Linked DNA regions of Homo sapiens: region 2 is linked to region 1. The links are chromatin contacts, found by Hi-C or POLR2A ChIA-PET in ENCODE. All regions are on one chromosome and are shown on one strand. Each heading gives the region's core, a stretch centred on a gene start or an enhancer-like site at or near the end of the contact. The rest is flanking DNA. Distances are from core to core; before and after follow the strand shown. Region 1 overlaps ADA (adenosine deaminase). Region 2 holds the start of NEURL2 (neuralized E3 ubiquitin protein ligase 2).

Region 1 (6,952 bases), core at 1,107-3,606:
CCTGCTCTCAAGAGATGCGTGCCAGAGAGGTCCAGGGCGGTGGGTTCACTTACCCAAGGTCACTCAGTGTGTCGGTGGCAGAGCTACCATGAGGACCCAGGTCTTGGACTCCTGGGACAGATACTCCCAGATCTGACTCATGTTTCCACGTTCCCAACTGCTGGAGGGCGAGCAGGGCCGTCTACCTCCAAGGCAAACCTAGTCAGATTAGTTCTCCCTGGTGAGCCTTGGGGACAACTAATCTGACTGGGTTTACCTTGGAGGTAGACGCCCTGCTCGCCTCCGGCAGTTGGGTTTGCCTCCCAAACACATCGCTCTGTTTTGTTTTCGTCTGACTTTTTGGGTTCATGTATGTAACATGTCTGTCTCCCTCATGAGCCGTTTGCTGAGAGGGGGGACCTTGTCTGTGTCATCATGTCGTGTCCTCAGCACCTCGCACAGCACCTAGTGCTCTCTGTGTTCAATGACCACACCGTTATTTCCTCGTTTCCCTGTCCCATGTCAGCAATGCTGGGTGCTCTCCCTGCAACAAGGAAGGGGCTGACCTGCCCCCATGGGACCTGGCAGAACCCACACGGGGGCAGAGGAGCCAGGGCTGCCTGGTCAGCTCACAGAACCTGAGCACCGTGGCCAGAACCCAGATGAGCCACAGGTGCCCACTGCCAATCGAATGTCCCCTCCCTCCCTAGCCCTGCTTTTGGTGATGAGCTGGGCAGTGCCAGGGTCAGTGACTTATGCCACTATGGCCTCTCAACTGACTTTTAGTGTGAGGCCAGGAGACAGAGCAGCCCTGGGCTGAGAAACTGTTTCAGCTCCACTTCCTCCAGGAAGCCCTCTATGCTCAGCCTCATCTAGGCTCCGCCAGCTCCGAGGTACACAGTGGAAGGGACTGAGCAGTCCCCACAGTGTCTCCTGCTGACGGGGCCTGACAGCTCTGCTGCTGAGAGGTTTCACAGAAGGCAAGATGTGTCTTCCACCTGGGGAAATTCCTGTGGAGCCACAGCATAGGGACTCAGCACACTTAAACTCGTTTTAAAGGCAACAAGACTGAGGCTCAGAGAGTGGGAGGACCTTGAGTTAGAAAGTCTAATGCATACCACAGCCAGGAAGCTATTTGACTCTAAACCCGGAGGTCTAGCAGCACGCTCCCTGCATGCCACATAGCAAGGTGCTGGGTCACTGATGCTAACATCTAAACAGGGGCCAGGTGCGGTGGCTCACTCTTGAAATCCCAGCACTTTGGGAGGCTGAGGTGGGTGGATCACTTGAGGCCAGGAGTTTGAGACCTCCTCTTCACAGAGGTGGAAGGGAGGACCAGCGGGGGCAAGTGTATCCCAAGTCCCAGCTACTTGGGAGGCTGAGGCAGGAGGATCGCATGAACCCAGGAGGCAGAGGTTGCAGTGAGCCAAAATCGTGCCACTGCACTCCAGCTTGGGTGACAGAGGAAGACTCCAGCTCAAAAAAAAAAAAAAAAAAAAAGTCACTGAAGTCACCTGGTACCCAGGACTACTTCAAGGACAGCCATTGTTATGGCCAACATGGTGAAACCCTGTCTCTACTAAAAACACAAAAATTAGCCAGGCATGGTGGCGCACACCTGTAATCCCAACTACTTGGGAGACTGAGGCAGAAGAATCACTTGAACCCGGGAGGCAGAGGTTGTAGTGAGCCGAGATTGCACCACTGCACTCCAGCCTGGGCGACAGAGTGAGACTCTGTCTCAAAAGTCAAAGTAGGACCATTACCAACCATGATGATGATGCTGACCAATGGCAGCTATTGCTGCAGCACCTGCTCTGAGCCAGGCCTGCACTTGGTGTTTGAGAGGTGGGTATGGGTATAATTCTCATTTTAGAGAGGGGAAACTGAGGCACCGTGAAGTTAAATGACTCATTCAAGCTCCTCTAGCTGGAAAGTGGGAAATCAGGACTCAGACCCAGAGAGCCTGACCCCAGCTGGTGTCCAAGTTCAAATTCCTTGCTGTTCTAGCTCCCTGGTCACTAGGAGTGCAGAGGTTATCCCCCACAACTGCTCAGGGGCCTGAGAACATTAAGGGCTGAGGGCAAGCCTACCCCCAACACCTTGGGTAAATACAGATTCCAACCTCACTCTGCGCCCACAGCCTGCTCCTCTCCACCTCCCCAGCCAGACCATGGTCCTACTACCTTGCCCCGCCCCAGGGGGTACCACAGGGACCCCTTCAAGACACCTGAGCAGGTGGACAAGTCTCTCCTGGATCACAGGGCCCCCAGCCACCCAGGTCAAGCCCACCCTGAGGTTGAATGCAGGATTGGGAAGCTGCCTGGCCTCCCCTGCCTCCCTGTGTGAACACAGACCACTTCCTCTCTCTGATCCTCCCTTCCTCCTCCGAAGCAAAAGGCTTCGATGAAACTCAGTCTCCTTTGTTCCCCTCCACCACCAACTGCCATGTGAGTCAAAATGGGTAAGGCAGGCTCTTCCTAGGCACATTTTTGTTTTAACAGGTGGCTCTGGTAACTGAAAGCCACTGCAAGCCCAAAGAAGTGCAGCTGGTGGGTTTTGTGTCAGGAAGACAAAAAGGAGGAGGGAGGAGGGAGATTCTGCAGCTGGAGAGGCCTCCCAGAGTCTACTGCAACCCCCACTCCAGTCCCCAGGAAGGAAACGCACCCCTGAGGGCCTGCTGTTACCAGCCAGGCACTGTACAAAAACCAATCAGCATGTCAGTTTCCCCAAGAACCCCAAGATCTTGGTTTTGTCACCCCATTTTACAGAGGGGGAAGCTGAGTTTCAGGAGTTGTCTACCTGAGGTACCCTAGCTGCTAAGCGGCAGGCAGGAATTCAACCCCAGTACATCTGAAGCCCAGGGCTAATGCACTGGCCCACCCTGCCACCCTGATTCTAACTCTTCCCCCCACACTGCCCCCTCTTTTTTGCATAAAGTGGAATTGGCAAATGAGCAAAGCAATGAACAGCTTCTACTTGAGTGCAGGCAGATCTGGGTTCAAGTCTAGCTCTGCTGCTTGCCAGCTGTGTGACTTTGGCAAGTTCCCTCCCCTCTCTGAGTCTCAGTTTCCTCATAATAAGTGAAGTTAATAATAGGACAGGACCTTCCTCAGAGGGCTGACATAAACATTAAATGAGTCACTGTATGCAAAGCAGGACAGCGCCTCGTGCAGAGTAGACATTCAAATATGAGACAGAAAAGGCACATTGCTGATTTAGCCCCAATTCCCCTCTGCATCAGAGAGGGACAGTTTAGAAACTGCTGTCCCTTGGCCGGGTGCGGTGGCTCATGCCTGTAATCCCGGCACTTTGGGAGGCTGAGGTGGGCGGATCACCTGAAGTCGGGAGTTCGAGACCAGCCTGGCCAACAAGGAGAAACCCCGTCTCTACTAAAAATACAAAAAATTAGCCGGGCATGGTGGTGCATGCCTGTAATTCCAGCTACTTGGGAGGCTGAGGCAGAAGAATCACTTGAACCTGGGAGGCGAAGGTTGCAGTGAGCCGAGGTCGTGCCATTGCACTCCAGCCTGGGCAACAAGAGCGAAACTCTGTCTAAAAAAAGAAAAAAAGAAAGAAACTGCTGTCCCAGCCTGTACCTGTTCACTTGCCAGTCTACAGCTTCAAGGCTCTCAGATTTTGTGTAGCCCTGGCAAGTCCCTCCACTCCCTAAGCTTCAGTTTCTTCATCTGTAAATGGGGATGAAGACCCATGCCTTGTCAAGTCGTCCAGAGGATTCCGTGAGATAAAAGTTACTAGCCGGGCACAGTGGCTCACACCTGTAATCCCAGCGCTTTGGGAAGCCAAGGTGGGAGGATCACCTGAGATCAGGAGTTCGAGACCAGCTGGCTAACGTGGTGAAACCCTGTCTCTACTAAAAATACAAAAATTAGCCGGGCGTGGTGGTGGACGCCTGTAATCCCAGCTACTCCGGAGGCTGAGGCAGAAGAATGGCTTGAACTCGGGAGGTGGAGGTTGTAGTGAGCCAGGATCACACCACTGCACTCCAGCCTGGGCAACAGAGTGAGACTGCGGCACACGCCTGTAGTCCCAGCTACTTGGGAGGCTGAGGCAGGAGGATCGCATGAACCCAGGAGGCAGAGGTTGCAGGGACCCAAAATCTTGCCACTGCACTCCAGCTTGGGCGACAGAGTGAGATTCTGGCAAAAAAGAAAAAGTCACTGAAGGCACCTGGTACCCAGGACTACTTCAAGGACAGCTATTGTTATGATTATTGTAACAGGCATGTGATCAGCACTGGCCTCCAGGATGCAGAATGCCTGAGTGCCTGGTGCCACCTGTGAACATAGGCTGATAAGGGCCACCCCTGCAACCCCCCTTTCCACTTCTTCCAGTGCCCAGCAGGTGCTAAGTCAAACCAGGTGGGGGTATGGGAGGCACACCCGACAGGGCAAACTTGACTTGGGCATCCCCTGACGATGACCCTGCATGGCAGGCACACTTGAATGGGTGTTCAGAGTTCTGAGCGAAGGAATCCAAGAGTGGCCAACCTGGAGATCCAGTCGTTATCTATGAGGAACATCTGAGCCCCACCCCATTCCCACGGGACACTGACCATACAGGGGTATAGGGACCGAGGCCCTTTGTTTTGGGTTAAATGAAGGTTACTAGGTGGAGATGGTTGGGAGAAGGTGTTAAATGAAAATGCTACATAAACTGCATGATTTGCAAGTGGTTGCGGTTCTTCTGCTCAGTCTGCCGCCACTGGACTCTCTTCCCTGTGTCTAAGCCCCCAGTAAAACCCCGTATCTTGTTTGCTACCTCTTCCAAAGAAGGTAGCCTCTTGAACCTGGTGCTATATCCATTGGAGTCAATAGGGGTCCCGCACAACAGAAGGCAGCTGCCTAGGGCCTTGCTAAGCAAAGTGTGTTCCTGGATCGTTGACATTAGCATTTCCTGGGAGCTGGTCAGCAGTGCAGCATCGCAGGCCCCAACCCGACCCACACAGAATCACAGTGTGAACATTAAAAGTCAGGCCACTTGAGTGCAGTTTGAAAAGCGCTGCCCTGCTCTGCTTTCTTCTAGCTGACCAGGTCCCAGGCCTCAGCTGGTGGCAGGTATGAGAAGCTGAAGGACACAGCAAAGGCTCCTGTCTCAGGAGGTTTGCACCTGGGGCACTGGCACCTCTATCCCCAAAGGCTTCTGCAGAGGTAGTTTAGGAAAGATGGTTAGAGGCATGGGATTTCGAAGCCAGCCTCCCTTGGACTCAAACCCCAGATTGGACATTTCCTAGCTGTGTGATCTTGGGCCTAGTTAACCTCTCTGTGCCTGGATTAAATAAAAAATGCAGATAATGTGTTTAGAACGGTGCCTGGCACAGAAACATCAACACTCCATTAGCTGCAGCTAGTAATGCTAATAATTATAACTGTCATCTGTCCCTCCCACAAGAGGGCAGGGAGCTGGCTCTGGTCACAGTGGCTCTGAGATTCACACTCCTTCCCACTTCTCCTGCCAGCTCACACAAGTTCCTCCTCACAATCATACAAGATTTGTCACGCCTCAAACACATGGCAGGTAACATTCTACCTTCACTCTCAAGCATCACCTTGTGGCCTTGGGACTCAGGACACGGGACACCCACATAAGCAGCTGATGTTCCATCCTCCAGGTGTGGACACTGAGGTCCCAATAGGGAAAATGATCTGCCAGCTTGAATCAGATGGGAGGACTGAGCAAGGCCAAAAAATGGGGATAATAATATGAGCCCCTCCCTTGATGGGCTGTTACAGAAGAACTGCAAGGATCCAATGGGTGTCTGCAACAAGTGCTCTAGAAGTGGGCCCTGCTGTTCTCTCCATAACTCCCAACATGTTCGCAATCAAGGAGCCTTTTTTTTTTTTTTTTTTTTTTTGAGACAGCGTCTCACTCTGTCACCCAGGCTGGAGTGCAATGGCGAGATCTCGGCTCACTGCAAGCTCCACCTCCTGGGTTTATGCCATTCTCCTGCCTCAGCCTTCTGCGTAGCTGGGACTACAGGCGCCCGCCACCATGCCCAGCTAATTTTTTATATTTTTAGTAGAAATGGGGTTTTGCCATGTTGGCCAGGCTGGTCTCGAACTCCTGGCCTCATGATCCACCCACCTTTGCCTCCCAAAGTGCTGGGATTATAGGCGTGAGCCACTGCACCCCGCCAATCAAAGAGCTTTGCTATTGCCATAGGATTCACATCAGGGTACAGTGGGTCCCCAGCCCAAGGGCAGAGGGAGCCCAGAGCATTTAATAAAAAGACTGCAAAGGGGAGGCGCCAATCATGGGCCCCAGCTCCAGTAAGACGTGAAGGAGGCAGGGGTGGGGGTAGGAGGGCTTGTACAGCACCTCAGTGCTTCCAGCTTCTGACGGGGAGTAGCTGAGCATTTTCCCTGGGCTGGGGGCATCAGTAGTGGGGGCCAGGCCTCACCCTCCTCAGAAGGTAGGTGGGCTCTCCACAGCCTGTCTCCCTCACTGACACATGCACACTCACTGGATTCTCACCGGCACTTTTGTGATAGCTGTCATCATCATTCACACCTATTTCTTTTCTTTTCTTTTTCTTCTCTTTTTTTTGAGACAGGGTCTCGCTCTGTCTCCCAGGCTGAAGTGCAGTGGCACCATCACACCTCACTGCAGCCTCAACCTCCTGGGCTCAAGCGATCCTCCCGCCTCAGCCTCCTGAGTAGCTGGGACTACGGGAGTGCACCACCACACACACTTCCCCTAACTTTTTTTATTTTTTGGAGAGACGGGGTCTAGTTTTGTTGTCCAGGCTAGTCTCAAACTCCTGGACTCAAATGATCCTCCCGCCTCAGCCTCACAAAGTGCTGGGATTACAGGCGTGAGCCAACCTCCTGGGCCACTCACACCTATTTCTTAGAAGGGTAAGTTGAGGCTGACTGCAGCTGACTCCTTCCCCAACCACTCTCACACCCTACTGGCTGACTCACCCTGCTTGGCAGACTCCTGGGCCCCTCCT
Region 2 (6,952 bases), core at 4,453-6,952, 1.2 Mb after region 1:
CATACCTAGTGGGTGCTCAATTAAGTATTAATTTTCCTTCCTTGCCTATGGTCCTATGACCTGCCTTCAACATGCTGGGAAATTTAAGGCAAGAGGAGAATTCAAATACCTAGGACTTAATATAAGAAATTCTGGCCAGGCATGGTGGCTCACACCTGTAATCCCAGCACTTTGGGAGGCCGAGGCAGGCGGATCACCTGAGGTCGGGAGTTTGAGACCAGCCTGACCAACATGGTGAAACCGTGTCTCTACTAAAAATACAAAAATTAGCCGGGCGTAGTGGCAGGCACCTGTAATCCCAGCTATTCGGGAAGCTGAGGCAGGAGAATCACTTGAACCTGGGAGACGGAGGTTGCAGTGAGCCAAGATCATGCCATTGCACTCCAGCCTAGGTGACAGAGCAAGACTCTGTCTAAAAGATAAAAATTAAAAAAAAAAAATTCTGGGTAGGCCAGGTACGGCGTCTCACGCCTCTAATCCCAACACCTTGGGAGGCCAAAACAGGCAGATTGGAGCAGCCTGGGCAACATGGCAAAACCCCTTCTGTACAAAAAATACAAAAATTAGCTGGATGTAGCACGTGCCTGTAGTCCCAGCTACTCAGGAAGGCTGAGGTAGGAAGATCACTTGAGCCCAGGAGGTTGAGGCTGCAGTGAGCTGTGATTGTGCCACTGCACTCCAGCATTGGTGACACAGTGAGACCCTATCTCAAAAAAAAAAAAAATTCTGATCAAGTCTTCAAAACAACATAAAAGCAGCCTTAACTCTCCAAGCAGGGGCCCCTACCTCAGATAATTTCCATTGTATCTACCTGACAAAACCTATCTCCTGTCTTAGTGGTATCTGGAGAAACTTTAGGGTCTGGAAGTCCCTGATGAAGGACTGGAATTTGTCAGAATGGCTCAACCACCAGCTCTATCCCCATCCCTGCCATAGGCCCTCCTCCCAACCCTGTCTGCCCAAGAACCATACGGAGAAACCACCCTACATATCTGGTGCTATTTCATCCATCTACAAGCAGGAGCCAGGAGGCTGGCCCCTTTTAGATCTCACTAGGGGCATCTTCCCAGAGGCTGTGTGGGCATGTGCCTGCTCCCACCGCGCCCCCTCCACAGCACCCTCTGGCTCCGGATGGGCCATCATGAAAGCTTGAGCGGCCCAGATCAGGTCCTCTTCCCGAACTCCTGGGACGGGCACGGTGGGGATGCCAGCGATCATCATGGCGAGGGTGAGGATGCAGATATCAGGCTGGGAGCTGGCCTCCTTCCCCACTGCCTCAGAGGGTACCGGTAGAACCCGTGGTGACAGCCCACACAGCATCAGGGGCCTAGGCCTGCTGGGGCCACCCAGGTCAGGGGCTCTGCTTCTGGAGTAGCCATTGTCCCAGCCCAAGCTCTCCAGCTGCCTCACATGCGGGAATTTGTGGCAGTTTCGGCTGTATTCCTTCCGTAGTGTCTCCCAGCTAGTCCCCCCAGGGCAGCCCCTGGCTTGTGGCATTGCCAGGGCTGGGCCCCAGGCCTGGGCAGCAGGTGCCACCTGCTCAGCTTTCTGGCTCAGTGGGCCTGTTCCACCAGAGGCCACCACCACTGGCTCTACAGGACTACAGAGGCCAAGGGACAAGCCTGGAGAAGCAGCCCCACCTGCAGAGACAGGAATGAAATGGAACGTTATTCTCAGTTCTTTGAGGAGGGGGCCCTGAGGGGCAGGGCATGGGAGCAGAGCTTGGGGGCGTAACTAAGACCAGCCCCAGCGGACTGTCTAGAGGTTGGGAACTAGGTGTTACTCATATCCACACTCCCAGTCCCCAACACGGAGTAGGTGATGGAGAAGCGTTTGTTGAATTAATGAATAGTGAGCAAGCGGGTAGTTATTGATTGGCAAGGATGTTTGGAATGGCTTTTCTTCTAAAAGAATTGATTCTAGGGCCAGCCCCCAAATGCCCAGCAGAACCGCCACCTCCCCAGAGCCAGAAAGCAACTTCTCAGGGGAAGCTGCCGCACTCCCTCCAATTGCAGGTGCCCCCCGCTCACCTTGGCCGGAAGGCAGAGGACCTGGATGAGTTTGTGGAGTCCTGAAGTAGGACATGGCTTCCCCAAAGCCCCGGTTTGTGAGGGAATAGTGATCTGCCGCCTGTCCTCCCTTCTTCACCCTTCTAGAATGTCACCTCATAGACCCTCCCCTTCACACTTGGAATCCACTTTACAGCGTTGACCTATTCATTCTAGAACCTGGACATGACAATAGGATGAGGTTAAAAGAGCACCAGACCAGGAGCTGGGTGTTCTAGGTTCTTGCCCTAACCTTGAACGAGTCACCCAGATAGTTTTGTTCCTTGATATCCTTATCTGTAAAGTGTGTCTGATGACTGCCCACTACCTCATTAGGAGTTTTGAGGATGAAATGAGATCATTTGTATGGAAGCAGATGACCAGAGATGGAAACACAGGAGCCAAGTGCTTCGTGCCTTGTAGAGTAAGACTTCGGGTCAGACCCAGTATTGGTATTTTTCTTTTTCTTTTTTTGAGACAGAGTCTCACTTTGTCGCCATGACTGGAAGGCTGGAGTGCAGGAGCAAGACCTCAGCTCACTGCAACCTCTGCCTCCTGGGTTCATGCAATTCTCCTGCCTCAGCCTCCCGAGTAGCTGGGACTACAGGAACCTGCCACCACACCTGGCTAACTTTTGTATTTTTAGTAGAGACAGGGTTTCACCATGTTGGCCAGGCTGGTCTCAAACTCCTGACCTCAAGTGATCTGCCCACCTCGGCCTCCCAAAGTGCTGGGATTACAGGCCAGGTATTGGTATTTTTCAAAATTCCTCAAGTGATTATAATATATGACAAAGTTGGAACCTTTTTTCTAGGGACATACTTCTCAACCCTGGCTGTACATGAGAATCTCTTGAGAAGCTTTTACAAAACACAATGTCTAGGCCTAATTTCCCAACAAATCAAATACGAATCCCTAGGGATGGGATGTGGGACACCAGCACTCTTTACATATCCTAAGATGACTCTAACAAGCAGCCAGCCTAGGGACCCCTGCTCTTTTGCTCCGACCTGCTGACCTGCAGTGATTCTAAACGAAGTGACTCTCATAGGCTGTAGGGGCAAGGAGACCTTCCAGTGATCAAGATGTCAGCATCGGCTGTTTATTTCTGGTCTTGGCTGGCAGCAATGTGGCCAACTTCGGACCAGCCAGCCACAGGTCTGGGGCTCCAGGATGCAGCTGTGCTCTGGTGCACTGTGGGTCTTCACTCATACTTGCAGAAATCCTTAAGTTCTTTGGGCAGGTGGAGCCCATCAATGGCCAGCCGGTGCACCATGCTCCTTTGTATCACTAGGCGGCACAGAGTCTGCAGGGATGGCACTGTGGGAAGAAGACTGTGAAAGGCAAACTGAACTGGAGGGTGGGTCTGAGGCCAAGATCCAGAAGGTCTAGGTCATGGTCCCCACTTTGTCATTAAATGTGGGCAAGTCCTTACTGCTCTCTGGGCCCAGCCTGCTTCATGGGGCTGAGAGAAGCACCTCTTCCTGAGAGCTGCCACAAAGCTGCAGCCCTGTTTATATCATAACACTTAGCACAATCCCTTCCCCATTCACTTAGCAGCTTCTGGGGGCAGGGGTAGTGTCTGATTTGCCTGTGCAACTGAAGCCTCCAGCACAGGCCTGGCACAAAGAGGGTTCTGGTGCATTGAGTTCATGAAATGTGATGAGAGGTATAACTGCAATGCTTACCAGGGCTATAATGAATCATACTCAGCATTAAGAAGCTCTCAGTCTGGGGTTTGTTATGCCTCGAAGCCAATAGCCAATATGCCCAAGTCTATGAGCATGTTTCTTTCTTTTCTTTCTTTTTTTTTTTTTATTTAAAGAGAGAGGGTCTTGCTCTGTCACCCAGGCTGAAGTGCAGTGCTCAGTGAACTGCAGCCTTCAATTCTTGGGCTCAAGCGATCCTCCTGCCTTAGCCTCCCAAATAGCTGGGACTACAGGCATGCACCACCATGCCCAGATAATTATTTAATTTTTTGTACAGATGGGGTCTCACTTTGTTGCCCAGGCTTGAGCTAGCTAGCTTGCTTGCTTGCTTGCTTTCTCTCTCTTCCTCTCTCTCTCTCTTTCTTTTTTTTTTCAGAGTCTTGCTCTGTTGCCTAGGCTGGAGTGCACTGGTGAGATCTCGGCTCATTGCAACCTCCACCTCTCGGGTTCAAGTGACTCTCCTGCCTCAGCCTTCTGAATAGCTGGGATTATTGGCACATGCCACCACACCCAGCTACTTTTTGTATTTTTAGTAGAGACAGGCTTTCACCATGTTGGCCAGGCTGGTCTCGAACTCCTGGCCTCAAGTGATCTGCCTGCCTCCCCCTCCCAAAGTGCTGGGATTACAGGTGTGAGCCACTGTGCCCGGCCAAGCATGTTTCTAAGAAAAGGGCAAACAATTCTCAAAGAGGCCCCTAATATCTAAAATTGGTTTAGAATCCCTGCCCTAGGTGAATACAGGAAACACTATCAAAACTAAAAGGGAACTTGTAGGGCATCTTAATCAATCAACCAAGATAGGTACCAAGGCCCAAAACCATGTAGAGGCTTGTGCAAGATCACAAGCAGAGGTGCAATTTGAAGCTAGATTCTCCCACTCTTAAACTAGTGCCGGACAGACGAAGGCCTAGCACATGGGCTACGGAGCCCTAGTAGATTCCAGTCCCCACACTGAGCCAGGAGGGGTCGCTGCCCAGGGATACCTACAGCCATACTCGAGCTGGACAAGGCGCACGCTCTTTGTGGAAGCAAACACGTCCACCACCGCGTAGAGGGGCTGCGCAGCTGGCAGTCCCCGGGCGCTCGGGCCCATGTCCTCGCCGTTGATGATGATGTGCATGTCGGCCGTGCCATCGGGGCGCGGGCAAAAGAGGACACCCAGGCGGCTACGGCGCGCGGTCGGAGGCAGCACGTTCAGCTCATAGAGCTGGTCCAAGAGATGGCTGTAGAGCCCTGGCCGGCTGCGGCCCACCAGGCGGTCCCGGGGAATGCGAAACTGCTCAATGCGCAGATATGGTTCCACGAGGAGGGTTGGAGGTCGGCTGGGGGCCGCTGCCTCCGCCTCCGGGCGGCCCTCCCGGGGCACGCGGTTGTGGTGGCGCGTGATGGCGAAGACCCAGGTGTGGCCCAGGTTGACCAGATCGGGCAGAGAAAACTCGGGAACGGGGGCCAGACTGGCGGGGTCCAGCGCGGTCAGACCGAGACGCAGATGTCCGCACCAGCCCAGCTCTTTCTCCTCGATCTCGACCAGGAAGACCTGGCCCGGGGCCAGCGGCTCGCGGCTGAAGCACACGCCGTGGGCGAAGCTCTCCACGCGTGTGGCCCGCGTCCCAGAGGGGTCCACGCGGATGTTGGCACCGTGCACCCGATGGAAGCGGGTGGGAGGGGGCTCCGGGCGCTCGAGTCCCCAGAGTGCACCCGAATCCACGGGCTCGGAGGCAGCAGCCATCTCTCGGCCATAGGGCAGGCCAGCTGGCGCCGGGGGCTATTTTGGGCGGCGGGCAATGATGGTGACCGCAAGGCGACCTTGTAAGGCATTTCCCCCCTGACTCCCTTCCCCGAGCCTCTGCCCGGGGGTCCTAGCGCCGCTTTCTCAGCCATCCCGCCTACAACTTAGCCGTCCACAACAGGATCATCTGATCGCGTGCGCCCGGGCTACGATCTGCGAGGCCCGCGGACCTTGACCCGGCATTGACCGCCACCGCCCCCCAGGTCCGTAGGGACCAAAGAAGGGGCGGGAGGAAGACTGTCACGTGGCGCCGGAGTTCACGTGACTCGTACACATGACTTCCAGTCCCCGGGCGCCTCCTGGAGAGCAAGGACGCGGGGGAGCAGAGGTGAGCTGGCACCGGAGGCTGGAGGGGATCCCCGAGCCCGGGATCGGTGCGCGGCAGAGGAGGCTCGCGGGTGGGAGCTGGCGCTGGGGCCGGGGCTTCCCTCGCGGAGGCGCCGCCAGCAACTCCCCGGGGGCTGCTGCACGGAAGCGCTGAGGAGCGAGTCAACAGCCCCTCTGCTGCCTCCCGTAGATGATCCGAGCCGCGCCGCCGCCGCTGTTCCTGCTGCTGCTGCTGCTGCTGCTGCTAGTGTCCTGGGCGTCCCGAGGCGAGGCAGCCCCCGACCAGGACGAGATCCAGCGCCTCCCCGGGCTGGCCAAGCAGCCGTCTTTCCGCCAGTACTCCGGCTACCTCAAAGGCTCCGGCTCCAAGCACCTCCACTACTGGTCTGCCGCCCTGCCTTCTGGGCGGGATTGGGAGAAGAGATGACGGATGAGGGATGGGGGGTAGTTCTGCAGACCCCTGAGGATGCCTGGGAGCCGGGAGGGCTGGAAAGGGCCCCTCCAACTGCGCCAACCCTGCCCTGACCCCCCTCCCAGGTTTGTGGAGTCCCAGAAGGATCCCGAGAACAGCCCTGTGGTGCTTTGGCTCAATGGGGGTCCCGGCTGCAGCTCACTAGATGGGCTCCTCACAGAGCATGGCCCCTTCCTGGTGAGTGGACAGCAGGGGGAAAGCACAGTTCCCAAAGTAAAAGGCTGGGGAAAGCGAGAGAGGGGCTTTGTGATTTTCCAAAAAGTTTCCTTCCTTCTAAGCCTCGGGATTTTCCTCTATGCCATTGGCTTTGCTGCCTGTACCTCTCAGAGGTTTTACCCACATGTAAAGTGCCTCTCATGGTGGCCCTTTCCCTCCACCCAGCTGGCCCTTGGGACTTACTCAGCCATCTCTTTCCTCCTCAGGTCCAGCCAGATGGTGTCACCCTGGAGTACAACCCCTATTCTTGGAATCTGGTATAGCTGGAGCTGTGGGTGTGTCTGGGCACTTGGATGGGGTGGCATTTAGCTAATTTTTCCCTCCCCTCTAGATTGCCAATGTGTTATACCTGGAGTCCCCAGCTGGGGTGGGCTTCTCCTACTCCGATGAC

The links. Hi-C counts contacts between places; a loop is a spot of excess contacts on that map. ChIA-PET counts read pairs that join two places held with the same protein, here RNA polymerase II (POLR2A). Pooled maps may share reads with other maps.
Region 2: a loop to region 1 is called in a pooled map, with 3 times the contacts of the local background. The contact joins the promoter of NEURL2 here to the enhancer-like site in region 1. A Hi-C loop is called at or near these places in 1 of 50 pooled maps. POLR2A ChIA-PET finds 5 or more read pairs at or near these places in 2 of 52 experiments (GM10248 and HEK293T).

What each region holds. Positions count from the first base shown.
Region 1 is chr20:44,643,900-44,650,851 of GRCh38, forward strand. The region is part of intron 1 of ADA (adenosine deaminase); the gene reads right to left. Among named protein-coding and RNA genes, the nearest start is that of ADA, 4.3 kb to the right of the region's middle. RefSeq lists enhancers at 1-248, 922-1,001, 2,153-3,406, 2,222-2,321, 2,255-2,770 and 1 more, cis regulatory regions at 1,157-1,715, 2,404-2,431, 2,815-3,410 and silencers at 2,012-2,091, 3,968-4,136. Within about 2 kb of position 2,357, at least 10 of the 41 ENCODE cell types and tissues checked have a DNase peak (open chromatin) inside an H3K27ac peak, as active enhancers do.
Region 2 is chr20:45,885,506-45,892,457 of GRCh38, forward strand. NEURL2 (neuralized E3 ubiquitin protein ligase 2) reads right to left here and starts at 5,703. Exons shown (of 2, transcript NM_080749.4): 1 at 4,745-5,703; 2 at 3,129-3,368. The coding sequence starts at 5,486. The coding sequence ends at 3,253. CTSA (cathepsin A) reads left to right here and starts at 5,830. Exons shown (of 15, transcript NM_000308.4): 1 at 5,830-5,874; 2 at 6,064-6,257; 3 at 6,411-6,522; 4 at 6,768-6,818; 5 at 6,893-6,952. The coding sequence starts at 6,064. SPATA25 (spermatogenesis associated 25) reads right to left here and starts at 2,117. Exons shown (of 2, transcript NM_080608.4): 1 at 2,031-2,117; 2 at 986-1,640. The coding sequence starts at 2,085. The coding sequence ends at 1,012. RefSeq lists enhancers at 828-1,328, 1,329-1,829, 5,168-5,877, 6,117-6,166 and a silencer at 5,807-6,076.